Regions from separate parts of the Homo sapiens genome. Here region 1 is linked to region 2. Evidence: chromatin loops called from intact Hi-C (ENCODE). Cell type or tissue: testis. All regions are shown on one strand. Links, peaks and the distances in the headings refer to the core of each region. The heading gives the core; the rest is flanking DNA. Region 1 has its middle 99 kb from the start of LHX2. Region 2 has its middle 15 kb from the start of NEK6.

Region 1 (8,330 bases), core at 243-8,242, 130 kb after region 2:
CTCTCTAGCCGTCATGCTTGGGATTCTTGCAGAAACTTCCACCTGTTTCCAAGATCAAGATACAGTCACCCAGTCAAGAAGAACTAAGTGTTGCTCACCTTGCGTTGGCTCCTGGGCTGAAGACTGGGGATACACAAGTGAGCCATGGATGATCATGGGTGCCAACATGTGTGTTCACATGTATGTGCATGCATGTGCACCATATATGTTACCTGGGTGGGTGGGGGGCAGTTGGGGTGCGTGTGTCTGTGTTCCAGGTAAGTCCAAATTTGATTTTTTTTAAGAGAATAATTGTCTGTTTTCAAAGACCAAGAATCAGCAGAGGAGGTTTTAAATAGTGTTGGGAGCTTCAATCTCATTTGTCATGGCTGCCCAGGACCCTGAGCTTTCAGAGGATCATGAAAAGTTAAAAAAAAAAAAAGCTGAAATAAAGACATATGCCCATGCTGACACACATGTGCTTATGCATAAATGCACCAGACTATGCACTTAACCCCAGACTGGCTCATAAACACATCTTAGATAGGCATATAAATCCATAGACAACCACATATCCACATACCACAAACACACACAAAACAAATCATAAATGCGGTATTTATTGTTTCTGATAGACCAGCCACTGTGTTAAGTATTCTAAAAACAGTACATTGCTCTATTTAATCCTTTTACAAAAATCAATCAGGATGGGCATTATAATTTTCATTCCCATTTTACAGATGAGGAAAATAAGGCTCAGCGAAGTGAAGTGACTTGCCCAAGGCCAAAGAGCTGGGAAGTAGCTGAGCTGGGATTTGAACCCCAGTGGGTGTAAGTAGAAGGCCAGAGTGCATACACTATTTGTTAACACACAATTGCATACATCACATGCCTGTGAATTTACACAGCAATCACATGTACTGACACATTGATATACACGTGTAGGCACATGGATGCACAGGGACACCCCTGATGGCATACTTGTGCACAGAGACATAAAGACACACATATACACATAAACACATAGTCTGATATTACCAGACTCAGAGACACATGTAGTAATGTAGACCACATGCAGTTGCATACACTGGGTTTACTGATACGAATGTGCAGAGCTAGGTCCTAGACTTAGATCTGAGACTTGGCACAGACTTCCCTCCCCTCTCTGCCTGCCCTGTCCCCTCTTAGCAGGTAAGAGCTTGGGGTTGGGCAGTGCTGTGTTGATCCCTGCCAGCTGATGGCTCAGATCCTCCAGGGACAGGCTGCTGCCTCCTGCTCCCATGCAGCAGTTATGCAGAGCCACCCTCGGGGCTGGCATCACAAAGCGCCACACCTGGGCCCCTTCCAGCAGAGGCTGAGCTCAGGAAACCTCCAGGTGGCCAGCACAGTGGTGCTCCCCAGCCCTGGTTCATGCCTCTTGCTGCTCCTAGCTCCCTCTGCAGCCACAGGTGTGGATTATGGAGGTGGTGCCCCCCACCCCCACCTCTCCTGCCTCATGTTCCTTTTATCCCTCCCCCAAGACATCCCGCACGGCAATGCACGTGGAGCACAGAGCAGCAATCCCTACTTCTCCAGCCTGGGGGTCAAGGAAGGCTTCCTGAGGGTAGGGGTGTCTCCACTGGGCTCTTAACCTAAAGGTTGAACAGGAATTGTTCAGGCAATTCAGACAAGAAGAGAGCTGTAGCCAGAGGGCAGCATGTACAAATTCCCAGAAGTGAGAGACAATAACATCTTCAGGGACTTGCAATTGATTAATTTGGATGGAAGGGGAACAAAAAGGATTGTAGTGATCAAAACTCTTGATTAGGGGCTGCTTTGTGCTCTGCAAGACTGGGCCTTTCTAGGGGGGTAGGGGTGAGCTCAGAACTACAAAGGCCCAGGGCAGCTGCCACAGCAGCCCCCAGAACATGAAGCACAGCCACTGATGCTGTCTCAGACCTCAAGACACTGGCTCACTACTCTGGGGCCCCTGGCAGCCCAGGGCTTGTTTGGCCAACTCACTGGCCATGCTTGCCCTCATGAACCAGGTCAATGGCACTGCTGGGTGGATATTCCTAATCCCATTCTTCAAATGAGGAAATCAAGATTTGCAGAGGTGATTTTTTTTTTTTTTTTTTTTTTTTTTTTTTTTTTTTTTTTTTGATACTGAGTCTCGCTCTGTCGCCCAGGCTGGAGTACAGTGGCGCGATCTCAGCTCACTGCAAGCTCCACCTTTCAGGTTCATGCCATTCTCCTGCCTCAGCCTCCCGAGTAGCTGGGACTACAGGCACTCGCCACCACGCCCGGCTCATTTTTTGTATTTTTAGTAGGGACGGGGTTTCACTGTGTTAGCCAGGATGGTCTCGATCTCCTGACCTCATAATCCACCCGCCTCAGCCTCCCAAAGTGCTGCGATTATAGGTGTGAGCCGCCGTGCTTGGCCTTGCAGAGGTGACTTTTTAAAGCAAGGATATGACTTGTCCAGAGCTGGCCACAAAAAAAGTTCCTCTGGGAGTAACTGGAAAAGTAGCTTGGCAGGATGGTCCCAGGACCTGGGAGAGGCACGGAGAACTAGAGAGACTGAGGGGCCTGGGAAAGGGAGACTCAAAAACTTTGAGGCCAGATTCCCTTCGGTGGGAGTGAATCTCTGCTCCTCTGATCTCCATGGCACTATTGACTTTGCTTCATGCCACTCTCAGCTCCAGCCCCCTTCCTGAGAGTCCAGAGTCTCCCACATCTGTGTAGACAGCTCCAGATAAATCTCAGAATCCCAGAAAATGCCACTGAGTTTTTTAAGTCCCAGATAATTTCTCTGTGAGGCAGGTTTATGGCTGCGAGCATGGTGACTCCACCCTTAATGAAACAGAAGGAACTCCCTGCCGGGCTTCTGCCCAGCCTGCAGCTCAGGCCTTCACCTGAGCCCTAGATCCTTGGCCCTCCAAGGGGCGACAGACTTCTGGTCAGGAGAGAATGAGTGCAGGATCAGGGATTATACAGACCATATTTTCATCCTAGCTCTGCCCCGTTACCAGCTCCGTGGCCTTGGTTAAGTCCTTTCCCCTATCTGGGTCTTCACATGTCAGAATGGGATGATGTAACCACCTCAAGGCAGTAATAAGGTTGTAATAAAGACTAAATGAGAAAATGGGTGGAAATGGCCAAGCACCATGCTTGGCTCTTAGTAAAGGTTCTAAAAATGGATAGTGATTTTTTAGGTAGTTCCATATTTTCTGTGGGAAAAAATATAAATTCTTTAGTTTACAATTCAAGGATCTTCTAAATGGGGCCTCAGCCCCACTCTTCAGATCCATCTTGCCCACAGCAGGGGGTGGGCTCGGCAGTGAGCCCAGGGAGCAGGTGCTGTTAGACATCAATTGGGCTGCTCCCCTGGAGGAGGGGGATGGAGGCCACTGATGCCCCATAACCTGTACTGCTCCGAAAGGGCTCCAGGATGGGTGACCAGAGCCTATGGGTGGAGACCTCTCTGGCTCCATCTTAGGTGGCCTGTGTGACACCTCCTCCTCTTTCTCAGCTAGGGCTGCCACCATCTCCCCCAACCAAAGTCTTGGCCATGCTTTGAAGGCAGGCATGTGGCTGGAAGTGAACAAGACACTCAATTTTCCAGTTTCCCACTCCCAGTACTGACAGAGGCCTACAAATCAGCCCATCACTGGACTTGGCTCAATATCACTTGTGTTTGATTATTGTCCTAGAGTGATCCTGGGTGGATTCCTCACCCTGCTGAGAATGTGAGGTGGGACGACTTTGAAGATGTGTGGAGACAGCATGGAAGAAGAGCTAGATCACTAGCCAGATAATTCCAGATTCAAGTTCCAGCTCTACTGCCACGTGCACTTGGACAAGATGCTCTGTATCACCGATCTTCAGTCTCTGAATCTGCAAAATGGGTGGATTAGTCCACTTTCATGCTGCTAATAAAGACATACCAGATACTGGGTAATTTATAAAAGAAAGCGGTTTAATGGACTCACAGTTCCACATGGGTGCGGAGGCCTCACAATTATGGCGGAAGGCAAGAGAGAGCAAAGCGACGTCTTACGTGGTGGCAGGCAAAGAGAGAGAGCTTGTATAGGGGAACTCCCCTTTATAAAACCGTCAGATCTCGTGAGACTCATTCGCTATCATGAGAACAGCACGAGAAAGACCTGCCACCATGATTCAATTACCTCCCATTGGGTCCCTCCCATGACACATGGGAATTATGGGAGCTACAATTCAAGATGAGATTTGAGTGGGGACACAGCCAAACCATATCAATGGGGTAAAGGATGCCTATGTTGCAAATTCATTGGGCACACTAAATGATATGATATATGCACAGCATTGGAATGGTGCCTGGCATACAGCAGACAAGCTTGATCAGTGTCTGCCTCTACCAGCAGTTAGCACTAGCACCCAGGACAGCTCCCCGGTCCCTGCCTGGATGCTGTCCGCGGTGCTGATAAAGGATTACAATCTCTACCATTCTTCCCCGTGTCTCCAAGTTCATCGGCCTCTGTGACGTTCTCAGACGTCTCCGAGATCAAGGGGGGTGGTGTGCATGCTACTTTCACAATTTTCTCTTAGACATTTGTCAATAAGCTCAAAATACAGTTGTAGAATGAAGGCTATCCTTCCTGTGGTGGTAGATTTGTTCATTTTCCTCCTGTATATTTCATTGAATGCCCTTTGTGTTGGGTCCAAGAGACTGAGCTCAGTAAGTATAGTTATATTAAAAACAAGGACAAAACACAGTGATATTTATTGACCACTGATTGTTAACCAAGCCCTCCCATCACTCCAGTCTCATAAACCATTGTCCAGAAATCTAAGTATTGTCAACAGCACATGAAACATTCTTGCTGCCTCTTCTTCCTCTTCATTTCTGGTAATCTGTAGCAGGAAGGGATGGGATAAGCAGCAGGGTTCCTACATCTCTCAGCTCCTACCCATTACTCCAGGCAGGGAGGTGGTTAGAGCTGCCGTGATTCTCAGCACATCTTCCAGCAGGATGAGTCAGGACGCACACAGAAGAAAACGAGCATGGAACTTAGAGTTGGATTTGAATCCCAGTTGGACTTGAATTCCTGCATTTGTATCCCAGCTCTGTCACTCACTAGTTCAGTGACTTCAGCAACTTCTTTTGAGACAGAGTCTTGCTGTGTCACGCAGGCTGGAGTGCAATGGTGCGATCTCGGCTCACTGCAACCTCCGCCTCCTGGGTTCAAGCAATTCTCCTGCCTCAGCCTCCCAAGTAACTGGGATTACAGGTGCATGCCACCATGCCCAGCTAATTTTCTTGTATTTTAGTAGAGACAGGGTTTCACCGTGTTTCCCAGGCTGGTTTCAAACTCCTGAGCTCAGGCAATCCACCTGCCTCGTCCTCCCGAAATGCTAGGATCACAGGTGTGAGACATCGCGCCTGGCCAAGCCTCAGTTTTCTCACCTACACAGTGAGGTTAATAACTGTACCTCATCTATAGGGCTATCAGGAGAACCAAAGGAGGGGTTGCTCCTACAGTGTCAACAATATCCCAGTAAATCCTTCATAAAGTGGTAGCTATTATCATGTCAAGCATCTGAGCCTCTCAAAAGGGAGACACCAACTATTTTGTGTCTTCCTATGAAGTCAGCTGCAGGCTCCTTAATGCTGGGGGCTCTCCCATGAGGCCTGGCTTCTCTCCCACTCCCATGGACTGCTGTACCTCAGCAACTCCGGTTTGATTTGAGGCCAGCTCTTCTGAATCTCAAACAGTTTGGGTTTGAATGCTGGATCAGTGCTGACTCGTTGCTGCTCTTTCAGCATGTTATTGAACCTGTCTAGCCTCAGTTTTCTCATCAGTAAAATGATGATGATAGTATCCCCATCCTTGTGATGCTGTTGCAAGGAGAAAGGTCTTAGCACAGATGCAATGGCAAATGTCCATCACTGATTAGCCATTATTGTTGTTCTCAGTTTCCTGGTTTTTATTTCCACTGTCCTTTCCTGATTTTTATTTCTGCTGTCCTTTTCTAGGGATGCTCTGCCTCCTCTCTGACAAGCTGGAGATTAGAGGGTCATACCTCAAGCTACTGTCCCCTCTTTGGAAGCAGAGTAAACACCTGCATTTGGAGCCCACCTAGTGTACCTCATGTATAGGGGGAAGACATACAGGGAGCATGTCCTGTTGTTGCTGAGGCCAGGTCTCTGGGAATCTTTATCTCATATCTTAGGTTGGGATTCTCAGTGGAATGTTCAGCCTCTGTGGTTGTCCTTACGTTGTGGGTGTATGTGTGTGTGTGTATGTGTGCGTGTGTATGTGTGCATGCGTAAGATTGTGTGCATGTATTCCTGTGAGTGTGGGAATAGGTGTGTCACATGACTGTGACTTTCATGAAAGTGAACATGTAACTGGGTATGCAACAATTTGTGCAAATGAGAAATGGCGGTGTGTGTACGACTGTGTATGTGTGTGGCGGGGGTGCAGCTGTTGGACAGGATGTCAACTCTTCAGCCATCTGCAGGCGTGGGGCTCCTGGGCAATTCAAGAGGTTGCTGACTGCTAGCACCTGCCACTCTGAGCCGCACCCCCCGCCTGTTGTTTTAGGAATAACCATGCTTCAGTGATTCCAAATCCTGCTTGCTCAGAATTTCCCACAATCTGACTCAGGTGAGGGATTATGGAAAGTTTGGCCAAGCACACCAATAATACTGAAAAGATGATTAGCTTTTAAAAGAAAAAGTTTTCCAGGATTTTAAAAACCACTTGGTTTGAACCCCTTGTTTACAGCGAGTGCCCAGAGTGCCCAATCACCAACGATTCTCTCTCTCTCTCTCTTTTTTTTTTTTTTTGAGATGAGGTTTTGCTCTCATTGCCCAGGCTGGAGTGCAATGGCACAATCTCGGCTCACCGCAACTTCTGCCTCCGGGATTCAAGCGATTCTCCTGCCTCAGCCTCCCGAGTAGCTGGGATTACAGGCATGTGCCACCATGGCCGGCTAATTTTGTATTTTTAGTAGAGACGGGGTTTCTCCATGTTGGTCAGGCAGGTCTCGAACTCCCAACCTCAGGTGATCTGCCCCACTCGGCCTCCCAAAGTGCTGGGATTACAAACGTGAGCCACTGCGCCCGGCCACCAGTGATTCTTATCTGTTCATTAAAGCAACCCTCCTAAGGGACTGTGTCTCAACAATACAGGGCTAGTCATTATTTTGCATTAATTTGAAAGCAATAAAATTTTTGCAATGTCCCATAATTCTGACTTATCACTAATTCACAAACCCCACCCCCCATACCAATCAGGCAAGTTCTATTATTTAGCAGCAATATGTACTATACTCAAGGGAAATAATTTCTATGTCACCATTTAGAATTCTGTAACAATAACATAACATAACATAACATAACATCATATACTCCCTTCGTTAGAACAGAGCAGAGTTTTTTCAAAGCACGTAGCCGCTCATTGTTTTATCTGGTTCCCATAACAGGGCAGGGGCCATGATGTCCATTTGCCTTAGGGAAATGAATGCTTATAGTGAAGCGAGCTGCAAACCAGGCTCACAAAGCCAGCTGGCCAAGGTGGCCAGAATGAACTCCAATGGGTCTCCGTGGCCTGTGTTTCCCAAGACACAGTGAGTTGCCTCTAGAAAAAGCCAGAAGGGTCCAGGCACAGTGGCTCATGCCTGTAATCCTAGTACTTTGGGAGGCCGAGGTGGGTGGATTGCCTGAATTCAGGAGTTCGAGACCAGCCTGGGCAACATGGTGAAACACCATCTCTACTAAAATACAAAAAAAATTAGCCAGGTTTGGTGGCACATGTCTATAGTCCCAACTACTTGGGAGGCTGAGGCAGGAGAATCGCTTGGACCCAGGAGGCGGAGGTTGCAGTGAGCCAAGATCACTCCACTGCACTCCAGTACAAGACTCTGTCAAAAAGAAAGAAAGAAGAAAGAAAGAAAGAAAGAAAGAAAGAAAGAAAGAAAGAAAGAAAGAAAGAAAGAAAGAAAGGGAGAGAGAGAGAAAGGAAGGAAGGAAGGAAGGAAGGAGAAGAAAAGAAAAGAAAAGAAAAAGCCAGAAGGAACTCTCACCCTTGGCTGTGGAGCAGGAAAGATTTCACAGTTCTGGGCAGTTTGTCATTTAATCCACCCCAGGGTGTTGTTTCAGAAGATAGTAAGAGGCAGAGAGGCTTTGGCAACAGGAAGAAATTCATCACCAACCTGTCTCTTCCCTGCCTCCTTTTAGTTCTTTCGCCTCTCCTCAGACATGTCTTAAATGCCTACTGTGTGCCAGGCCTGTGCTGGGCGCACAGAGAGATCCAGGGTGGGTCTGAACTCAAAAACCTCACACTCTAATGAAGGAAGTGGAAACATAAAAAACAGCCCTTCAAACC
Region 2 (8,330 bases), core at 203-8,202:
TTAAAACAATTGCAATTCATCCAACTCACAAATACTGACTTACTGGTCCACCAACCACAACTACAACTTTCACTAGACAAGAGACTAACTTCAGTAACTTTCTCCTGATAAAAAGACCACCGACTGTAGACGGGCCCTGGTAGGTTTATGGAGATGGTACACTTGTGTGCCTTGTGTCCCGAAAAGACCTTTTGACTTATAGGGCCTAATTATAATACATTTAACTGTTAAGTCTCCATCCCGAAATGAACATGGGTCCTATGTTACATACCTGTTTGTTCAATTCACATGTGTCATGACCACCTTCATAAATATTCTTTTGTAACCTGTTAAATATATGTGTTTTTAGGCAACCTGTTTAGCATCAAGCATCTACCCCAACCCCTCCTCCTTCGAAGTAACAGTCTCTGGTCTTATCCAAAGACACATTTCCCTGCTTGTGGGATGGCCCCTTTGCAGGCTGTAACTCTTTATAAGAAACAAAGTCTCCTCTCCTTTTCCAAATTTATACATTGTAATTTTTTTTTTTTGGTTGACTACCATAATGATCCCCTCTATCACTTCTTACCACTGAAAAATTCCATATCATAGGCCAGGCACGGTGGCTTACACCTGTAATCCCAGCATTTTGGGAGGTCGAGGTGGGCGGATCACGAGGTCAGGAGATCGAGACCATCCTGGCTAACACGGTGAAACCCCGTCTCTACTAAAAATACAAAAAATTAGCTGGGCATGGTGGCGGGCGCCTGTAGTCCCAGCTACTCCAGAGGCTGAGGCAGGAGAATGGCATGAACCTGGGAGGTGGAGCTTGCAGTGAGCCGAGATCGTACCACTGCACCCCAGCCTGGGTGACAGAGCAAGACTCCGTCTCAAAAAATAAATAAATAAAATAAAAATTCCACACTATAGGCTTTTATGTATTTATTTATTTTTATTTATTTTGAGATACTCTCACTCCATCACCCAGGCTGCAGTGCACTGGCACAATCTCAGCTCACTGATCCATCTCTTGGGTTCAAGTGATTCTCTTGCTTCAGCCTCCCTAGTGGCTGGAATTACAGGCATGCACCACCACACTCAGCTAATTTTTGTAGTTTTAGTAGAGACGAGGTTTCGCCATGTTGGCCAGGCTGGTCTCAAACTGCTGGCCTCAAGTGATCCACCCGCCTTGGCCTCCCAAACTGTTGGTATGACAGGCGTGAGCCACCGTGCTCGGCCATATAGGCCTTTATTTAAAAAAAAAAAAACTGTCACTTGAGGTCAGGAGTTCAAGACCAGCCTGGCCAATATGGTGAAACCCCATCTCCACTGAAAAAAATATATATGTACAAAAATTAGCTGGGTGTGGTGGCACATGCTTGTAATCCCAGCTACTTGGGAGGCCGAGGAAGGAGAATCACTTGAATCTGGGAGGTGGAGGTTGCAGTAAGCTGAGATTGTACCACTGCACTCCAGCCTGGGCAGCAGAGACTCCATCTTAAAAACAGATAAATAAATAAATAAAATAAATACAAAATAAAAAATAAAATCCTTCATTTGTAGAGTTTGCTGATTTCTGTGGTGTAAAATACTCCTACCATGGCTGGTATAAAGCTCCCAAAAACAACTCCCAAATATTTAATAAGCAGCTCTTATTTAGTAATCAGCTCCTGCCCACCAATGCACACCAGTTCTAGCATACCACTCACTGGTCCTATCTATCCCCCTCTCAGGCTCCATAAAGGAATGACCCTGGTCTCAGAGCCTTAAGATTCCATTTTCCTTTGCTGGGGAGAAGGAAGGCTGCCTGCACTGAGCACTCACTGCGTGCCAGGAATGAGGCTGCTGCATCCCAACCTGGGACCTCTTTGAATATTTACAACAACCCGTCAGTGAAGGTATTATGATCTCCACTTAATAGATGAGGAAACTGAGGCTCAAAAAAGTAGCATAGGCCAGGCACGGTGGCTCACACCTCTAATCTCAGCACTTTGGGAGACCGAGGCGGGTGGATCGCCTGAGGCCAGGAGTTTGAGACCAGCCTGGCCAACATGGCAAAACCCCGTCCCTATTAAAAATACAACAATTAGCTGGACACGGTGGCGGGTGCCTGTAATCCCAGCTACTTGCGAAGCTGAGGCAGGAGAACAACTTGAACCTGGGAAGCGGAGGTTGCCATGAGCCGAGGTTTTGCCACTGCCCTCCAGTCTGGGCAACAGAGTGAGACTCCATCAAAAATAAATAAATAAATAAATAATAAAAATTAAAAAGTGACTTTGACTGGGCGTGGTGGCTCACACCTGTAATCCCAGCACTTTGGGAGGAGGCTGAGGTGGGAGAATTGCTTGAGCCCAGGGGTTTGAGACCAGCCTGGGCAACATAATGAGGCCCCATCTCTACGAAAAACATAAAAATCAGCCAGGCATGGGGGTGCACACCTATAGTTCCTGCTACTCGGGAGGCTGAGGTGGAAGGATTGCTTGAGCCCAGGAGGTAGAGGCTGCAGTGAGCTGTGATCATGCCACTGCACTCCAGCCTCGGTGACAGAACAAGACCTTGTCTCAGAAAAATACCACAAAGAACAACAACAGCAAAGTAATGTCTGCTAGCCAAGGTGGCCCAGAAAGTAAATGTCAGAGTCAGGACTCGAGGCCAGGTCTGTCTGATAAGACCCTTTGCACTGAAGCACTCTGCCTCAGGAGATCTAGGGCTGATACAAGCAAGTTTTGTCTTCTTTCTGAACCTCGATTTCCCCATCCATAGGGAAAAGAATTGGACAAATTAATTTCTAAAGATCCTTTTGGGCCTAGTGAGCCATAATTTTAAGACTGCAAGAGTGTAGTGAAGTGGGGACGGGCTTACATCAATGGAATGAATAAAATCCCCAAGGGAAGAATTTCACTAGTTAACCAGGGAGAAGGGTGCAGGAGTGGCGATGCTTCCAACTGTACGTGGCCATATACACTTGGGAGGTGATGTGATACTGTGAAACCAGCCTGGGTTTGAACCTCTACTTCATGGCTGTGTGGCCAGGATTCTTTTTTTTTTTTTTTTTTTGAGACGGAGTCTTGCTCTGTCGCCCAGGCCGGAGTGCAATGGCACGATCTTGGCTCATTGCAACCTCCGCCTCCCGGGTTCAAGGGATTCTCCTGCCTCAGCCTCCTGAGTAGCTGGGATTACAGACGCCCGCCATCACTCCCAGCTAATTTTGTATTTTTAGTAGAGACAGGGTTTCACCATGTTGGCCAGGCTGGTCTCAAACTCCCTACCTCAGGTGATCAGGGCCTGAGAGGGGGATAGATAGGACCAGTGGTATGCTAGAGCTGGGGTACATTGGCTGGCAGGAGCTGATTATTAAATAAGAGCTGCTTATTAAATATTTGGGAGTTGCAAGGCAGTTGTTGGGAGCCATTACTTAATCCTAGTTCACCTCTCTGTTTTTGGTTCTGCTAGTAGTCTGCCCTATTGTTCTAGAAGCCTAAAGGGACAGTAAAGGGTCCCAGTATGAAAACCTTTGTACCTGGTGTATGTGACAAAAGATCTTCCACCTTTACAAACTATCGTGCCATCTTTCCTTTTCCATCTCCCTAAGTGGGTTTGGCAAGAGCCAGTGCTTTTTGCTCCCTGGTCTAGAAGTCCCATAAGCTGAAAGGGGAGGGGGAGGCCTGCGGTTTCTCTTTTCAGCAAAGGCAGAAGTCAAGCCCCTCACTCTCCCCCTCACCGTCTGGGCCCTTCTCCCTCTGGCCTGCACCGGCTGGTTGGTCATCTCAGGTTTCTGGAAGCCTGTGTTCCCAGAGGAGGCATTAAAGTTGGAGGAATGCAGGCCCTGTGAGTGACGCGTTAAGGAGGCTGTGCAGAGAAGCAGTCTGGGGGAGAACCCCCCCCAACTCCGCCAGCTGCGTCCCAGCCCTCACCGGAGAGGAAGAGAAAGGAAGCGGAAAGGAAACTGATCCAGCAGGCTCTCAGAGGACTTCCTGCATTCGTGTGTGGGAGGGGTGGGAGGCAGGAGGGCTTAGACCATCTGGAGGAGTATGAAGGCAGCGGTTCCTCTGGGGGCTTGAAGCAACCGTGGACCAGGGTCCCAGAGCAAAGGCGCTTGCTGGTTAAGATGGCAGGGGATGAACGTTTACTAAGCAGCTACTGCCTTCTAGGCATCGGAAAAGCGCCTTTACTTTCCTAACCCAACTCTAAGAGTGCCTTCCTGCTCCCAGCCGAAGACCAGTCTCTGCAGGAAGTTATAACCAAGAAAAAAGTGAAGCAGCCAACCAGCGTGCAGAGGCATAAGGTTACAAAACGTATCCAGCCCCAATCCAGCTCCCAAACTGCTGCAAAGCAAAGCTGCTCTTTCCTGAAGTTCACCTGGGACCCAGAAGAGGGGAGCGAATCGGTACCTCCCGCAGAAAAGCCTCCCAAAGCCTGCTTGGGCACCACACCCTCTCTCCAAAGATTGCGCCTCCTGGCACCTGCTCACATCCCTCCTCAATCGTGTCCCGCTTCCGCCTCTCCATTTCAATTTCTGAATCTCCACTCATCACCAGGGGCATCATAAACTCTGGTTTCCTTAGGACAGCCCAGGTTTATGGCTGTTTATTACTAACGGTGCCCCCTTTCATGCTCAAAGTGTCCTGGGAGAACAATCAATGATACAGCCTTCCTCCTCACTCACCACTGACCTGCAGCTTCTGCAAAAGTCCGGCTGCTGAGAGATTCTGCAAGCAGAGGGCACCTCATAGGAGGTGAGGGCGGAAGCAAGGCTCTCTACCACCTCCTTTTACTATTTTGTCTCCAGTCCCCAGAGTTTTTTCTTTTTCTTTTCTTTCTTTTTTATTTTTTTTTATTTTTTATTTTCGAGAGGCGTTTCACTCTTGTCACACAGGCTGAAGTGCAATGGCACGATCTCGGCTCACTGCAGCCTCCGCCTCCTGGGTTCAAGTGATTCTCCTGGTTCAGCCTCCTGAGTAGCTGAGATTACAGACATGCACCACCATGCCCAGCTAATTTTTGTATTTTTAGTAGAGACGGGGTTTCGCCGTGTTGCCCACGCTGGTCTTGGACTCCTGACCTCAGGTGATCCACCCACCTCGGCCTCCCAAAGTGCTGGGATTACAGGCGCGAGTCACTGTGCCCAGCTGCCCCCCCCCACCAGAGTTTTTCATTTATTCCATTCAACGCTAATCTCACCAATCAATTCCTTGTTTTGTAGATGGGGAAATAAAGGCCCAGAGCTTAGCACTTGGTCCAAGTCAAACACCCAGTCCATTTCCAAAGCAGAGATTCAAACTCAGCTCTGCCTGAATCTGAAGCCCTCACATTCTCCATGATGCCAGGTCAGGGAGGCTGGCAGAACAGGATCAGCCTGGGACATCTTCCATTTCCAAGGAAGCAATCAACAGGGTCCCCATGCCCAGAGGGGTCTGTGCCTTGCTCAAGGTCACAGCTCATCAGCAGCAGAGCTGGTGCTAGAACTTGACCCTTAAAACATCCCTGAGTTTTTCCTGAGCTAACAGGAGGCCTCAGTGCCACTCTAGGGGGAGGACTCAAAGCCAGGGAAGCTCAGGGAAGCTCAGGTCACCAGTGTCTCCACCTCCCACTGATTTGATCCCACTCATACATCTGAGCATTGGCCTCAGTTTCCCCACTCAAAAGGCTCTCTAGAGCCCCTTGGCTGAGCCTCTCTTCCTGACCCACCTTGCCAGCCCCTCTCCCAAGAGAATGGAGCCTGAGCCTGGACCCCTAGTAAGAGCTCTGCCCCATGTAGATGTCGTGGACCTGGGAGAGGAGGCGTGTCCAGACCCTGAAAACTCTCACTGCAGTGCCTGTTCAACTGGGTCACCAGTGTGGAGTGCCACATCAGAGAAGTCCTAACCGTGTCTCCCAAATGTAGTGGCATTCGAGACCCTCTCTGCTCTCATGCCCCACCTTCCCCCAACACATCTTATGCTCCAGCCGTGGTTTTTCCTGTCACCAGGATTGAGCACGTAGTGCTCCCTTTGCCTGGGGTGCCCTTTCTTCCCACTTGTCGAAAGAACTCTTATTCATCCGCCAGCACCCCAATCAATGCCCCTTCCCAGGGCATTCATCATCAGCTGGTAGACACTGGTGGGTGCTGTGGATTGTTTACAGCCAGTGTCCTTTCTGATTGGTCAGTGACTGTGACAAACAGGTTATTAAAGATTTAAACTCTCGCCCCCAGTCTCTGTCCCTGTGGAGTCTTCCCTGACCCCAGGCAGGATCCTCCTTCCCTTTTGGGGCCCCTGTGTGTCCCTTTGCTGCAGCCCTATCCCACGTGTGGCTCTGCCTGCTTAGGCTCTGTCCTCCTCCCTAGACTTTGTGCTCCGGAAGGGCAGGGACCATAACTGGTCCATCATGGTAGCTCCCCAGGGCCAAGCCAGTGCCTAGGCCAGAGCACTAGCACTTTAGGCACAGGTTTTACTCCTTGGAAGGGGGCTTCTAGAAGCTAGAGGAATGCTGAGAAACCTCCTAACAGCTCCCACTCCCTGATGAGAGGTGTTTCCTGTGGACTGGCCCCTTCCATAGGATGATGGTTGATCCCACTTTACAGATGGAGAAACCAAGGTGCAGAGAAGTGAGGGACATTGGCCAAGGTCACACAGCAAGTAAGGGATGGAACCAGGATTTGAACCCAGGTGTGAATCTGAAGTTCCTCCTCTTCCCATGCAGTCTCTTTGAATCCCAGGCAGCTATTTTTGGGCAAGGAAGATCAGTCTTAGCTCAGGGGGCTTTCCCAGGGCCTCCAGTACCCCTGCTCAGGATAAGGATAGGGGAACGATGGCCACTGATTTCCTCCATCAACTCACAGGGGCCCAGGCCGGGAAGGCTGCACAGGATGGACTGACCCTTTTCTCTGATCCCCACTCCTCAGGCCTCTAAGCCAGTCTTGGCCTTTGGCTGTCCTTGGTGTAAATTCCAGATAGGGATACCAGGAAGCAGTTCTGCAAAAGATGTGGGACTTTCCAAGACAAACCAAAAAGAGAAGACAGGAATGTCCCTCCCACAGGGTCACATTAGCACTGCCCACTGAGAACATCCTCTCTAGCCCTGTTACCCCCCACATGCCTGGCTCTTGGTTGCTCTCAGGGGGACTTCACAGTGGCTTGGTGGAGTCAGCCTCAAGACTTGAGCCATGAGATTTGGGTTCCAATCCTAGCCCCAGGGCTTGACTTGCCTGTGGCCTTGGTCAGCCACTTTACCTTGTTGGTAATTGCAGGCTTTGCCTGTGAGTGAAGGGATTGCTGGGGAAATTAAATGGAATAATAAGTACCAAGTGCCAAGTGCGTGACACAGGGTTAATGTTCCCTCCATACATGGGGATCGAGTGACACTCTAGAACATCTCTGGTCCTCCTCCCCTTCCCTGCCAATCTTGGTAACCTACAAATTCCCCAGGGAAGAATACCAAGTCTTCTTGCTTTAACGTGATCTGGTCTGACCTTCAGTCTCTGTGGGCGGGGAAAACACAGTTTCCCCTTTTCTCTGTAGTCTGGAGCCTGCCCTCTACAAGCCCACGTGGGAGGCCCTGGGCTTCTCTTAGATGAGATTATTGCGCAGGAGAAAGTCCCTGTACCCTTAAAACCATAGAAACTTGAGTCCTGCCACCTTCACCTCTATGCGGTTTGGACTCACACTTTTCAGAACTTGGTTGAGCTGCAAACCCAATCTATAAAAATTCCAATTTATTCAACACAAAGGCACACCAAAGGATTCACTGCTGGCTTCTTTTCAATAGTCAGCTCCCTTGCGTGTATTGTAAATGGGTCTCCTTTTATAGAACTTCAAATTCTGGACAACTTCTTAGATGCCTCTGTAGGGCCAACTAAGGTATAGTCTACCTGAAGTCCAGCCACATTCCAGCAGCCACCTGAGCAGACGTTTCAAATGGAAGCTTCTACCCTCAGCTCTACAGATCACAAAGCCAGCTCACACCTGGAACCACACTTGTGACTAAAGGGTTTTCTTTTAGGGTAATGAAAATGTCTTGGGGCTGGGTGCAGTGGCTCATGCCTGTAATCCCAGCACTTTAAGAGGCCAAGGCAGACACATCAGTTGAGCCCAGGAGATTGAGAGCAGCCTGGGCAACATAGTGAGGCTCCGTCTCTACAGATAATTTAAACATTAGCAGGGTGTGGTGGCACACACCTGTGGTTTCAGCTATTCAGGAAGCTGAGGTGGGAGGATTACCTGTGCCTGGGAGGTTGAGGCTGCAGTGAGCCGCGATTGCACCACTATACTCCAGCCTGAGTGACAGAGTGAGAACTTGTCTCAAAACAAAACAAAACAAAAACCAAGAAGAAAAGAAAAGAAAAAAAGAAAATATCTTTTAATTAGACAATG

Evidence for each region. Peaks named below come from ENCODE experiments on the same cell type or tissue, not always from the same donor. Only the 100,000 strongest peaks of a DNase experiment are listed, where the experiment ranks them.
Region 1: it touches region 2 in a loop (2.4-fold over the local background); 15 of 110 quality-filtered maps call a loop at or near these places.

Annotation. Positions count from the first base shown.
Region 1 is chr9:124,106,570-124,114,899 of GRCh38, reverse strand. No RefSeq gene overlaps it. Among named protein-coding and RNA genes, the nearest start is that of LHX2, 99 kb to the right of the region's middle. In testis, for the core only: no CTCF peak of the experiment used is centred there; a DNase peak (open chromatin) is centred at 4,399.
Region 2 is chr9:124,238,566-124,246,895 of GRCh38, reverse strand. No RefSeq gene overlaps it. Among named protein-coding and RNA genes, the nearest start is that of NEK6, 15 kb to the left of the region's middle. RefSeq lists enhancers at 3,344-3,860, 3,861-4,377, 6,943-6,992, 7,123-7,172. In testis, for the core only: no CTCF peak of the experiment used is centred there; a DNase peak (open chromatin) is centred at 4,215; H3K4me3 peaks cover 738 bases; H3K27ac peaks cover 630 bases.